Linked DNA regions of Homo sapiens: region 1 is linked to region 2. Evidence: chromatin contacts called from ENCODE Hi-C data. All regions are on one chromosome and are shown on one strand. The core of a region is the stretch at or near the end of the contact, and the rest is flanking DNA. Distances in the headings are between cores, read along the strand shown. Region 1 has its middle 31 kb from the start of KDM7A-DT. Region 2 holds the start of KLRG2 (killer cell lectin like receptor G2).

What was found. Hi-C counts contacts between places; a loop is a spot of excess contacts on that map. Pooled maps may share reads with other maps.
Region 1: a pooled map shows a loop between it and region 2 (2.5-fold over the local background). The contact joins the enhancer-like site here to the promoter of KLRG2 in region 2. A Hi-C loop is called at or near these places in 2 of 37 single-sample maps with no recorded cell type and 4 of 50 pooled maps.

Annotation. Positions count from the first base shown.
Region 1 is chr7:140,204,819-140,211,625 of GRCh38, reverse strand. It overlaps the pseudogene RNU6-797P. Among named protein-coding and RNA genes, the nearest start is that of KDM7A-DT, 31 kb to the right of the region's middle. RefSeq lists enhancers at 1-838, 1,461-1,540. Within about 2 kb of position 1,250, at least 7 of the 41 ENCODE cell types and tissues checked have a DNase peak (open chromatin) inside an H3K27ac peak, as active enhancers do.
Region 2 is chr7:139,481,196-139,488,272 of GRCh38, reverse strand. KLRG2 (killer cell lectin like receptor G2) reads left to right here and starts at 4,600. Exons shown (of 5, transcript NM_198508.4): 1 at 4,600-5,387. The coding sequence starts at 4,631. RefSeq lists silencers at 4,431-4,490, 4,951-5,230 and an enhancer at 5,361-5,440.

The DNA.
Region 1 (6,807 bases), core at 1-2,500, 730 kb before region 2:
GCTCACTGCAACCTCTGCCCACTGGGTTCAAGCAATTCTCCTGCCTCAGCCTCCCTAGTAGCTGGGATCACAGGCATGTGCTACCGTGCCTGGCTAATTTTTATATTTTTAGTAGAAACAGGGTTTTGCCATGTTGGCCAGGATGGTCTTGAACTCTTGGCCTCAGGTGATCTGCTCACCTTGGCTTCCCAAAGTGCTGGGATTACAGGTGTGAGCCACTGCGCCCTGCCTATTTTATTTCTTTTTTAGACAGAGTCTCACTCTGTTGCCCAGGCTGGAGTGTGATGGTGCAATCACGGCTCACTGCAGCCTCGATCTCCTGGGCTCAAACGATTCTCCCACCTCAGTGTCCTGAGTAGCTGGGACTACCAGCATGTGCCACCATGCCCACCTAATTTTTGTATTTTTTGTAGAGTTAGGGTCTCACCATGTTACCCAGGCTGGTCTCAAACTCCTGGACTCAACCGATCCTCCTGCCTCGGTCCTCCCAAAGTGTTGGAATTTCACGCATGAGCCACCATGCTCAGTCAGATGTTTTAGAAAAAAGTCTTGCACTGTTTGGGGCATACCTATGGTAAATATTGTTTACGGATTAGCTGAAATTCAAATTGAACTGAGCATCTTTTCTTTTATGTGGCAACCACGCTGAGGGGGCTTCTCGAGGCAGCCTCGACCCATGCGCCTGGCTCGGGTGCAGGGTCTAGTGAGGCCCATTTCCTCATTATCATCTCTGCCTCCAGGCTTCTGTTCCTGCAGTTTCATGCCCCGCTACCCCATGCCCTCTCCTGGCCTCTGGAGCCTTTCCTCACTTCTGGCCTCCTTTTCGTGATCTTCGGCGGTCTTCATGGTGAGTTCTTCCCTGACGGACTGCGCCTTGAGACTGGCTCACGTAATTTAGTCCCTAATTATACAGGTCAGGTCCATTTGCTGTTTTTTTCAGGTGAGTTACTCTACTCTCCCTAACTAGGCTCTAGTGCCTTTCAGGCAGGGACTGTGTCCGCTGGGACCTGAGCGTGGATCGGTTTCAATAAATCCCTGCTGCTTGAATGGTTGTAGAAATGGAACCGTTCCTCTTCCAGGAACTGGCTAATGAGAGAGCCACTTTGGTTTTCTTCGTATGCTGTTGTGCTGCCGGAGTAAACCAGCAAAGGCTCGGCATCTGCAGGTCGCTTGCAGTCAGCCTCCTGTTGCCCAGCCCACAGCCTGTTTCACTTCTCTTTCTCACATAGCAGGGCGGCTTGGGCTGCAGCTTGTTTTTTCTCAGCCAAGAAAGTAGCACCCAGAGTGAAAGGGAGTGCACCTCGCTTCAACTACAGTAAGGAACTGACAACTGGCACAGAGACCCTTAGAATAGAACAGGAGGAGGGACAGTGACAGGCACCTTTGTCACACCTCATCTCAGGTGGCATTGCAGCTGTGCTGAGCAGCAGGGCCTGCCTGGCTCCTCTGCCTTGTCCCCTGGCCAGGTTGAGCCCTTGGATGGATACACTGACCTCTGATACTCTTTCCTTCCTGCTCTTGTCCTGTCCCTTGCCTTGGCCAGGCGAGGGCCCGTGCAGAGCCACAGCTCCAGGTTGCCTTCGCCCGCACCTGTGCCGCTTTGCTGAAGCCTAACGTCTCAAGCTAGTAAGACACTCTCTGAGACCCACTGTGCTAAAGGTTCTGGGTCAGCAGTTGGTGGGGATTCTGAGTGCTCCGTGGCCCTCAGCTCCTCATTTTCAGCAATCTAGAAAGACGAGGAATCCCAAGCCAGGATGACGCTCCTCTGCAGCCCCGTTTATTATGCCGGCATCCCTGTGCCAGCTAGGACGTTAGATATGGGCATTACAGGTGTAACTGGTAATCCTGTCTGGGGAGGCCCTGATTTTATCAAGAGCAAGTGCATTGTGGGGGATACATACAGTTGGAAGAGCAAGTCTTTCCCTCAACACCTTTATCATCTAACGTGAAACAAGTGCTTGCTTTGACAGCACATACACTAAAAAATTGGAATGATACAGAGAAGATTAGCATGGCCCCTGTGCAAGGATGACATGCAAATTCATGAAGCATTCCATTAAAAAATTAAAATAATGTGAAACAAAATGAAAACAGAACCACTGATCCTTTGTTATGTAAATAACCCATCCTTAGTACTGGGTTCTGTGGGTGCTCCTTCCCCCAGCTGCTGGAGACATGGGTGGCTGATGGCTGCTCTTAGTTGAGTCCCTTTCCAGGAATTGCCCTCCTTGTTCAAGGTCACCCCTTTCCCCCAGGGCAGCCCATGTTAAGGACTGGTCAATGCCCAGGTGTGGTCCCCTAGCTCCAATTCAGGGCAGCTCTGAAGGGCCATCCCAGCTCCAGAGCTCCCTGTGGGATCCTGGGATCGACTGAGGCTCCTCCCTCTGCCCCACCTGTTCCCTTCACTCCCCATCAGTGACAGATCCTGGGGCCATGCTCTGCATCCAGTCTCATCTCAGAATCTGTTTCCTCTGGGAACTCAAGAAATCTATTTGTCCCTAAATCTGGGGATGCTAGTGCAGAGGATCAATGCTTCTGGAAGTCCACGCAGTGTTCACATGGAGAAAGAAGTGAATCTGGCGGTAAAAGAGTCTGACTTCTTTTCCCACCCTCTCTGCACTGGCTCCCTGCTTCTGGAACCAGGGAGCCCACTCAGAGGGCCTGCAGCTTTGACCCCGCCTATCTGCTCATCCCCCTTCCACCCGTACTTGGCATTTCCACACCACCTCATGTCCCTTCACATCCTTCCTTGTCCTAACTAATCTCTAAGCTGTGACCTTTTGTCAGTCCCATAAAAGTCACTGGGTAGATACCATCTTCAAGAAGAGATAAAAAGAGGCCAGGTGCCATGGCTTATACCTGTAATCCCAGCACTTTGGGAGGCCAAGGTGGGAGGACTACCTGAGCTCAGGAGTTCAAGACCATCCTGGGCAATATAGTGAGACCCTGTCTCCACTAAAAGTTAAAAAAATTAGCTGAGTGTGGTGGCTCACACCTGTGGTCCCAGCTACTCAGGAGGCAGAGGTGGGAGGATCACTTGAACCCAGGAGGTTGAGGCTGCAGTAAGCTGTGATTGTGACACTGTGCTCTAGCCTGGGTGAGACAGTGAGACCCTGTCTCAAAAACAAAAACAAGGCCACATAAGGTGGCTCACGCCTGTAATCCCAGCACTCTGGGAGGCTGAGGAAGGCAGATCACCTGAGGTCAGGAGTTTGACATCAGCCTGGCCAACGTGAGAAAACCCCATCCCTACTAAAAATACAGAAAATTAGCTGGGTGTGGTGGTGCACACCTGTAATCCCAGCTACTTGGGAGGTATGAGAATCTTGAACCTAGGAGGCGGAGTTTGCAGTAAGCTGAGATCGTGCCACTGCACTCCAGCTTGGGTGACACAGCGAGACTCTGTCTCAAAAACAAAAACAAAACAACAACAACAAAAGAGATAAAAATAAAAGAACGTCTGGAAGAAAAATGACACTGAAACTCTGTATTGAATCTTGGTAGTGATCCCCGATTAAGATGCTGTGGGAGTTAATTACAAGCAAATAAACTCTTTAAAGTTAAACATGAAGTTCCCTAAGGAGTTCTGGATGTAAGAACCATTGTCCTTAATAAGAATGACTTGTAGGTCCAACGTAGGGAACTCACTGAAGGTGATCAGGATAATTCTTAGTTATTCTAATGGCATAATTCCATTTTGTTGGGCAAATAGTAGGCATGCAACATATACTGAGAGAGGAAATGGGTGGGTGAAGCTGAACATTTCTGTCAGATGTTTCTTAATGAATAACACAGATGATATCAGCTAATTTTGAGATTGTAAAGTTATTCCTACCATGTTCGGGTGAGACTTTTGCAAGCAGTGGCTCCTAATCACTTCCAAGTCCCCTAGGTCCTACAGAATATGAAAAATAAAGGTATCTTTGGAAGATGTATGTTAGCTCAAATGTGTCCTGAAAGTTCCTGACCCTCCCAGTAATTAGTTTCTTCTCCCTTTGGAAGGGCACTGTCCCTGAGCACCCTCCTCTCTAAAGGTCGAGTATGGCTCAGTCCACTCGCCTCTCTACAAGCCTCTGTCCACCCAGTGAACTCCACCAGGGCAGGGACCACGTGTCTTTATGTCCCTGACCACGGGGCCTGGCACCCTGGAGGTACCTCATAAATACTTATTGAGTGACCAAATAAATTAGATGGCATGGGAATAATGGTGATTAATTTTAATTTGGATAAAACGACATTCTTCCAAAATTCTTGAAAGTGATCAAAATGAAACAGAAAGGCAGGCATCTATGCCAGTGGCAGCACACAGAACAAAACTGATTAGACAAGTGGAAAAAAAGATGTTTTCGGTGAATCTGGGTTCATTTTATTCTCATCTTCTTTTCTGGAAACTGGGGCTTTCTGTATCTTTTTGACAGAGTGGAGGGCACTGAGTACAAAGAGCATAATGACTTTCTTTGTTTTACCGTAAGGCTGACTTCTCCCCCCAGCTTTTAGATTTTGCCTGATTCTCATAAATAGGCAAAAACTGACAGCTTAGATTCCCTCAACATCTTAGCTGTAGCTCCATTTACAAGAATTCAAAATGTATAACAGTAAGTCAACAGTAAACTCAACTGATTGATTTAGAGTTAATGCTTAGGTAAGACAGGTTTTTACATTCATTATATAACATCTTCTATGAGCAAGTTATATACCTTTTAATGCTTCCAAATATCAAAGTAATTTCAAAAGGGCATTCATGTATATTTCACATTTAATATATTTTAATTCCCCATGTTTCTCACTTCCCTTTTTTCCCCCCAGAAACGTCTGTTTCATCATGGCTTCAACTTTTTGTAACAATCGAAAACCCTGGCCCTCATAATTTATTTAAATAAAATCAAATATGCAAAGAAAAAGTTCTGGAAAAGAAAATAATAATAGCTAACATTTACTAACATTATTGAGATTTACTGGGTACCAGAGATATTCTAAACATTTCACTCCTTTCTTTTTTTTTTCTTTTTTTTGAGATGGAGTCTCGCTCTGTCTCGCAGTAGTACAATCTTGGCTCACTCACTGCAACCTCCACCTCACAGGTTCAAGTGATCCTTCTGCCTCAGCCTTCCGAATAGCTGGGACTGCAGGTGCATACCACCACACCCGGCTAACTTTTTGTATTTTTATTAGAGACGGGGTTTCACCATGTTGGCCAGGCTGGTCTCAAACTCCTGACCTCAAGTGATCTGCCAACCTTGGCCTCCCAAAGTGCTGGGATTACAGACGTGAGCCACTGCATCCGGCCATAACTCCTTACCTCATTGAATCTTCACAACAACTTCCTGAGGTAGATGCTATTAAATTCAGCCCCACCTTGCAGGTGAGGCTCTTGCCCAAGGTCATGCTGGTATTAGGTGGTGGAGCTGGGATGAGAACTCTAGTCTGTAACACGGAGCCTGTGCACTTAAATACACCAGGGTCCTACCTGCCTCCCATGAGATAAGAGGGGGACAGGAGTTCTTGCTTTATCTCTGTTACTAAGAACTCAGATCTTATTATTGCCTGTAAGATTTTCTCCTGTGTTTGGCTGAGCCTGTTTGATCTGAGGCTGCTTGGCTGTGTTCATCCTCTGTGTTCAATGTAAAAGAAGAATCTGCTGCTTTCTCTTCTCTCTTTCTTTCTTTCTCTCTTCTGTATTTTGTTGCTATATATTTTTAGGCTTTTTTATTGGATTCTCATCAAAAGAATATTTCTTTTACTTCTGCTTGGTAGACACTTGAACTTCCTTCCATCCCCGACCCTCCCCCACTACTCAGAGAGCGCCACCAAAAGCAATCGAGAGGTCAGAGGTCAATGGCAGGAATGAAAAGACACCAGCTTGGTCACCTAAACAATAGTTGTAGGTCAGATAATTGAAAACTGAAAGGATAATAAAAACTTCTGCATCTGTGAACCAATTAATTAGGCCCCTGTATCCCTGTGGAATGCGTGCCAAACATCTCAGATTTGGTGTGGGCAGAGCTGACAAAATGCTTTGCTAAGGTAAAACCACCACAGAAAGGCAGAGCTTTCCAGAAAAAGACTTGGCATCTCGGAGACCTTCTATTATCCTATTCATGTATCTCATTCACTATTCCAACAAATATTCATGGTCTGCCTGCTGTGAGCAGGGCACAAGGAGGAGGGAGTGAAAGGCATTTTACCTATGAAGTCAGGGGACTCTAAAGATGGCCCTTTCTCCACTGGAGTAAATGGAGCATGACCTTAGCGAGGCTGGGTGCACCCTGTCACCTGTTCTCCCTCTTTCCATCAGCCATTCAAACCCGACTCGCTCAGCGTGCAATCAGACACCCTCTCTACCTGCCTTTCCTGGACAAAGAGTAAATTTTGTTCTGGAAAGAGAGGCGTTGTGCCCTGCCAACTTAGGGCAACCCACATGCCAAAAGTTAATGAGGTTTGGGCTCTGTATTTAGACTTTGGTTGTCCAAACTCCTTAAGTAACCTCCTGCAGAGGGGTTTCCTTATTAAGCAGCTGTCTCTACCTGCTAAACAGCCATTTGTTTCCTGCCTAAGAGTTAAGGGGACTTTCAGCATTCCTGTGCATGATACCTGACTCTTTAGCACCAATTCACTGGTATTCATTCAACAGTGTTTACTGAGTAAATAATAATAATAAATATATTCATATGTGTATTCATAAGAAGAGCAATGTACTTATAAAGAGAGGAAGATCATACAGCAGAAGATGGAAGGTTATGTGTGAACTGTTTTTTTCTTTGTATTTCTCTGTAGTTAAAAAGTTTTCTGTGCCAGATTAATTTTAAA
Region 2 (7,077 bases), core at 3,351-5,850:
AGTACAGGTTAGTGTATACATTTGTTTAAAAATCTTGAAGACTGCATACCAAAATGTTAATAACAGAAATCTCTGGAGCATAGAAAACAGGGGACCTTTCTTTTCTACAGTATGCACTTCTGTAATATCTATATTTTGTATTGCAGACATACATTGCTGTTGCAAGCAGAAAACAGGATTTTAAAGTGAGGGAAAGGGAGAAAAGGATGAAAGGAAGGATCACGGTAGATATTTGTTCTTTTTTGCCAGCCAACATCTGAACCCCCTTGAAACATTTGGGTAATTCACCTATCTTAGGATGTCTCAATTTAGAAGTTGTAAATGGCCTTCTGGTGCCAGGCTGCTGTGCTGTGTCACAGGAGGTATAGAGAGACTCCATCGAAGCCTGGCCCTCACCCCAAGACAGACGTGGAGCCCAGTGAGACTTGGGTTTTCGGCCACTTGCAATCAGTTCCTCCTTCCTTCCTTCCTTTTATCTACCTTCCCTTCCCTCCCCCTTCCCTTCCCCCTCCCCTTCACCTTCACCTTCACCTTCACCTTCACCTTACCCTTACCCTTACCCTCCCCTCCCCCTTCCCCTTCACCTCACCCTTCCCTTCCCCTTCCCCTTTGTCTTCCCCTTTCCTTCCCTCCTCTCCCCTTTACTCTCTTTCTCTCCTTCCTTTCTTTTTGTGAGACAGGATCTCACTCTGTTGCCCAGGCTGGAGTGCAGTGGCACAATCACAGCTCACTGCAGCCTCAAACTCCCAGGCTCAAACAATCCTCCCGCCTCAGCCTCTCTAGTAGCTGAGACCACAGGTGCATGCCACTGCACCCAGCTAACTTTTTGCTTTTTTAGTAAAGACAAAGTCTCCCTATGCTGCCCAGATTCAAACTCCTGGGCTCAAGTGATCCTCCTGCCTTGGCCTCCCAACGTGCTGGGATTACAGGTGTGAGTCACCATGCCTGACCCAGAGTCTTAAATGATAAGGCAAAAAGTGGAGGAGGTATGAGAAGGATACTCAGGGTCTCGTGAAATCCACAGAATTGAACAAACAAGCTTTAGGAAGGGCTGAGATCGGACAAACTCTGGGGCCCAGAGCAGGAGTTTCTGGGCTTTCTCTCTAGGGAGCTGCCCTACTAGGAGCTCTGACAACACTCGGCTCTGGGTCTCTCATATCTAGTGTCAAATTCCTGCAAAGAAGAACCTAAGCTCAGGAGAAAGATCTGGGCTTGAAGGTCACTGACGTATGGTGGGTGAGAAGCTCTGCAGCAATTTTCAAAGGAACAGCCAGGAAGGCAGAAGGAGAGCTGGTAGAGGTGGTGTCAGGAAGCCCACAGGCCACAGATGAGTGGGTTTTTGAGAGGAGGAAGAAATGATCATAATGTCAAAACCTGAGAGATAAAACGAGCACTGAAGAGCATCTGCAGGCCGGGCACAGTAACTCACACCTGTAAGCCCAGCACTTTGGGAGGCCGAGGCGAGAAGATGGCTTAAGGCCAGGAGTTCAAGACTAGCCTGGGCAACATAGCGAGACTCCTCCATCCTTATAATATATATAAAATATAACATATATATATATATATATCTTTTTTTTCCAAAAATGGAAAAAAAGCATTTGCTGGGTTTGGTGACTTGTACCCTTGCCAAGGAAAATTTTGGCAGACAGATGGGGGCAATTACCTTGTTAAAAAAGGTTGGTCATGGCCCGGTGTGGTGGCTCACGCCTGTAATCCCAGCACTTTGGGAGGTTGAAGCGGGCAGATCACCTGAGGTCAGGAGTTCAAGACCCTGTCTCTACTAAAAATACAAAAATTAAGCGGTTGTGATGGTGCACACCTATAATCCCAGCTACTTGGGAGGCTGAGGCACGAGAATTGCTTGAACCCAGGAGGCCATGGTTGTAGTGAGCCGAGATCACGCCACTGCACTCCAGCCTAGGTGACAGAACAAGACTCTCTTTCAAAAAAAAAAAAAAAGTTTGGCCACGACAAGGAAGAATAGAGAGGGTGTTAGCAGGAGGAGGGTACTGGGCCCAAAGAGGCATTTAAAACTTGAACATGTTGAGTGATGCCCTTGACTGATGAGGAATGAGCAGAAGCCTCGTAGTGGTGGAGAAGGACCCTTTGGTGAAGCTTTCCCAGGTGATTTTCTGCTAAAGTTTTGGCTTTCTCAAAACACTCTCATAGTAAGCAGATGTTATTGCTCTTTTGCCCTCTAGAAAGCCAACAAGCAAAATGCCTTGAGCATCCCAAAAAACTGTTGCTGTGACTTCTGCTCTTGACCTGTCCACTTTTGCTGTGACTGGGCCACTTCCACCTCTTGGGAGCCATTGCTTTGTGCTTTGTCTTCAGGATCCTACTGGTAAAGCCACGTTCCATCTTCTGTTACAACTCTTCAGAGAAATGCTTCAGGATCTTGATCCTACTCGTTTTAAATTTCCATTGAAAGTTCTGCTCTTGGCTGCAGCTGATCTGGACGCAATGGTTTTCCATAGAGTGGAAACTTTGCTCAACTTTAATTTTTCAGTCAGAAAAGTGTAAGCTGAACCAATTGAGACGTCTTTGGTGTTGGCTGTTGTTTGTGCTGTTAATCGTTGGTCCTCTTCATGAGGGCACAAATAAGATTAATTATTTTACTCAAAAATTGATGTGGATGGTCTGCCACTGAGGGCTTTATCCTCAACATTGTCTCATCCCTTCTCTTTTTTTTTTTTTTTGAGATGGAGTCTCCTTCTGTCACCCAGGCTGGAGTACAGTGGCACAATCTCGGCTCACTGCAAACTCTGCCTCCCGAGTTCAAGCAATTCTCCTGCCTCAGCCTCCCGAGTAGCTAGGATTACAGGCACCCACTACCACGCCCGGCTAATTTTTTGTATTTTCAGGCACCCGAGTAGCTGAGACTACAGGCGCATGCCACCATGCCAGCTAATTTTTTGTATTTTAGTAGAGACGGGGTTTCACTGTGTTGCCCAGGCTGGTCTTGAACTCTTGAGCTCAGTCAATCCGCCCACCTCGGCCTCCCAAAGTGCTGGGATTACAGGCGTGAGCTGCCGCGCCCAGCTTAATTTTTGCTTTTTTAGTAGAGACAGGATTTCAGCATGTTGGCCAGGCTGGTCTCGAACTCCTTACCTCAAGTGATCCACCTGCCTCGGCCTCCCAAAGTGCTGGGATTACAGGCTGAGCCACCACGCCTGGCCTCATCCCTTCTTAAAACGAGTTTTCCATTTGCAAACTGCTGGTTTCTTGGGGGCATTGTCCCCATGAGCTTTTCATAAAAATATCAATGATGTCACCATAAATGTGATGATTATTCTTGCTTCAAATTTAGCAGAATCCTTGTTGCTCTGACAGGAGCTCTTTTCAAACTGATGTCTTATCCTTCTTAGTGCCTCAAACTAGATCTTGTCGAGACATGTGATAACAAGTTAGTACAAATTTATTTTGGTGCCAAAAAATTTTCAAATCCATGCATAGTTTTTTTCATAGTATGAATTTTCCATGAACCTTTTGAAGACCGCTTGTATAGAAAAAAACAGTATATATAGGGTTTGGTGCTATCCAAAGTTTCAGGCATTCACTGGGAGGTCTTGGAACTATCCCAGTGGATAAGGGAGGACTACTATGCTAAAAACTATCCCTTGTTTAACTGAAATTCAAATTAAACTGAGTGGCCTGCATTTTATCTGCCAACCCTACCCTGGGGGCACTTAAAAATACCAGAGGCCAGGCGGGGCGCGGTGGCTCACGCCTGTAACCCCAGCACTTTGGGAGGCCGAGGCGGGCAGATCACGAGGTCAGGAGATCGAGACCATCCTGGCCAACATGGTGAAACCCCGTCTCTACTAAAAATACAAAAATTAGCCGGGCGTGGTGGGGTGGGTGCCTGTAGTCCCAGCTACTCACGAGGCTGAGGCAGGAGAATCGCTTGAACCTGGGAGGCGGAGATTGCAGTGAGCCGAGATCGGGCCACTGCACTCCAGCCTGGCGACAGAGCAAGACTCCGTCTCAAAAAAAAAAAAAAAAAGAAGAATTGCTTATCCACGCCCTGTTTCTTTTCTCTTAGCGTTACTCAGTGGGGGAGTCCTCCCAAGTATGATGGAGAGTCCTTTCGAAACCCTGCTGGATTGTCAGGACAACCAACTGGGCTACTTTTCCACAGGTCGCCCCAATTCCTTTGGATTCTGATTTCTCTGAGGTCCCAGGATCCAGACAGGCTTGGCCAATCCTTCCCCGCCCAAACTGTAACTCTCAAAACCAACACCCCGGCATAGGGCTGGAGGGGAAAATGGGTGAGGTCAGAGACAAAGAAGAGGGAAGGGTCAGGCGGGGCTCCGGGTTCCCTGCCACAAGCCTCCGCTGGTGTTCTGCTTTTCTCCCGAGAGCTCCCGCCCACCCTGCAACCCTCGCCTGGCCCCGCTGCCGTTCTCAGCTCCCTCCCAGTGCCTGGTGGAGGCCGGGGCTGTGTCCCGAAGGGGGTCGGGGCAGCAGAACCTCAGCCACAGCCAATCACAGCGGGGTCCTTCGGGGAGGGGCGTGGCCTGACAACTTCGGCGACGCGGCTGGACCAATCCGGACGGAGGAGAGCGAAGCTCCTCTGCACTGGGCCCAGGTGCGCTCCTCAGCGTCTCCGGGTGGCGGGGCGCGCGGGATGGAGGAGTCTTGGGAGGCTGCGCCCGGAGGCCAAGCCGGGGCAGAGCTCCCAATGGAGCCCGTGGGAAGCCTGGTCCCCACGCTGGAGCAGCCGCAGGTGCCCGCGAAGGTGCGACAACCTGAAGGTCCCGAAAGCAGCCCAAGTCCGGCCGGGGCCGTGGAGAAGGCGGCGGGCGCAGGCCTGGAGCCCTCGAGCAAGAAAAAGCCGCCTTCGCCTCGCCCCGGGTCCCCGCGCGTGCCGCCGCTCAGCCTGGGCTACGGGGTCTGCCCCGAGCCGCCGTCACCGGGCCCTGCCTTGGTCAAGCTGCCCCGGAATGGCGAGGCGCCCGGGGCTGAGCCTGCGCCCAGCGCCTGGGCGCCCATGGAGCTGCAGGTAGATGTGCGCGTGAAGCCCGTGGGCGCGGCCGGTGGCAGCAGCACGCCATCGCCCAGGCCCTCCACGCGCTTCCTCAAGGTGCCGGTGCCCGAGTCCCCTGCCTTCTCCCGCCACGCGGACCCGGCGCACCAGCTCCTGCTGCGCGCACCATCCCAGGGCGGCACGTGGGGCCGCCGCTCGCCGCTGGCTGCAGCCCGGACGGAGAGCGGCTGCGACGCAGAGGGCCGGGCCAGCCCCGCGGAAGGAAGCGCCGGCTCCCCGGGCTCCCCCACGTGCTGCCGCTGCAAGGAGCTGGGGCTGGAGAAGGAGGATGCGGCGCTGTTGCCCCGCGCGGGGTTGGACGGCGACGAGAAGCTGCCCCGGGCCGTAACGCTTACGGGTGAGTGCTCACCTGCGCCGGCAGCCGACGCCGCCAGGTCGGGTGGACGTAGCCGAAACCCCCACACCCGCCCAGCCCTGGACCGCTGGGCAGCTGACCGACTAAGGGACCCAGTTGGCCATCCCGATCCCCAACCCGATCTGGCCTCTCGGGCTTACAATCAATAACATTCCTGTCTACGTAACTGTAATTCACATTGTTGCCGTGTCTCACGCCTGTAATCCCAGCACTTTGGGAAGCCGAGGCGGGCGGATCACCTGAGGTCAGGAGTTCGAGACCAGCCTGACCAATATGATGAAACCCCGTCTCTACTAAAAATACAAAAATTAGCCTGGCATGGTGGCATTCACCTGTAATCCCAGCTACTCAGGAGGCTGAGACAGGAGAGTCGCTTGAACCCGAGAAGCGGAGGTTGCAGTGGGCCGAGATCATGCCATTGTACTCCAGCCTGGGCAACAAGAGAGAAACTCCGTCTCAAAAAAAAAAGAGTAAAGCCACTCCCCTTCTCATCCTCCCCTACCCGCACTCCCGAACTTTCAAATTCCCTCTTAGCATGCGCAGCACCTTTGAGAAGTAGCAGTGGAAGGAACTCCAGATGAGGGGAAGTCATTCAGGATCAGGTGGCAGGGGTGGCAGCCCAGATCCCCCCATCCCTGCACTGCCAAGGACTTTCTGGAAGGTCCAGGCTGCTGCTTTCTTTCCACCACACTGAGGAACATTTAGCCCCAAACACTCATCCATTCAGTAGATAGTGAGTGGGACCACAGGGTAGATGTGCCAGTAGTATGTGCGGCTGGTTATTTTGTGGTGTGGGGGAGGGGGAGCTTGACACAGAAGAAAGAGCCCACAAAAGATACAGACTGTCCTGGATAAGGAGACTGGAGGGAGTAGTTGGTGAATTTGGGGCAAGAGATAGCCAATTTTTTTCTTTTTTTCTTTTTTCTTTCTTTTTTTTTTAAGAAATAAGTTTTGCGCTTGTCACCCAGGCTGGAGTGCAATGGCACAATCTCGGCTCACTGCAACCTTCGCCTCCTGGATTCAAGCGATTCTCCTGCCTCAGCCTCCTCCCGAGTAGCTGGGATTACAGGCGCCGGCCACCATGCCTGGCTAGTTTTTGTATTTTTGGTAGACAGGGGGTTTCATCATGTTGGCCAGGCTGGTCTGGAACTCCTGACCTCAGGTGATCCAGCCGCCTCAGCCTCCCAAAGTGCTGGGATTACAGGTGTGAACCACCGGGCCAGCCAGAAAGCCACATCTTGAAAGGTGAGTAGGAGTAGGGGGTGCTAGGGATCCCTGCTAGGTAGAGAGACTGGAAGGAGCAACGGCCAGGAGGGGTCAGAGCCCCGCCCAGCAGGCAAACTGGCAAAAGCTTGGCTGATTGAGAAGCAGGCCAAGCCCACTGACAGGCACCAAATTCCCAGGGCCTCTAGTTGAGAGGTTCTTAGACAGGGCTAGGGTTCAGGGGCTTGGATCACTCAGGAACTTTTGCAGAGTTTGATGTGAGCACATTTTCTGTGTGATGGAATATTAGTTTTCTATTGCTGTTGTAACAAATTACCACAAACTTAGTGTCTTTAAGTGACACAAATGTATTATCTTACAGTTCCGTTAAGTCAGAAGTCTATAATGCCGGCTCACTGGTCTAAAATCGAGTTTTCAGTGGGGCTGCATTCCTTTCTGGGGGTCTAGG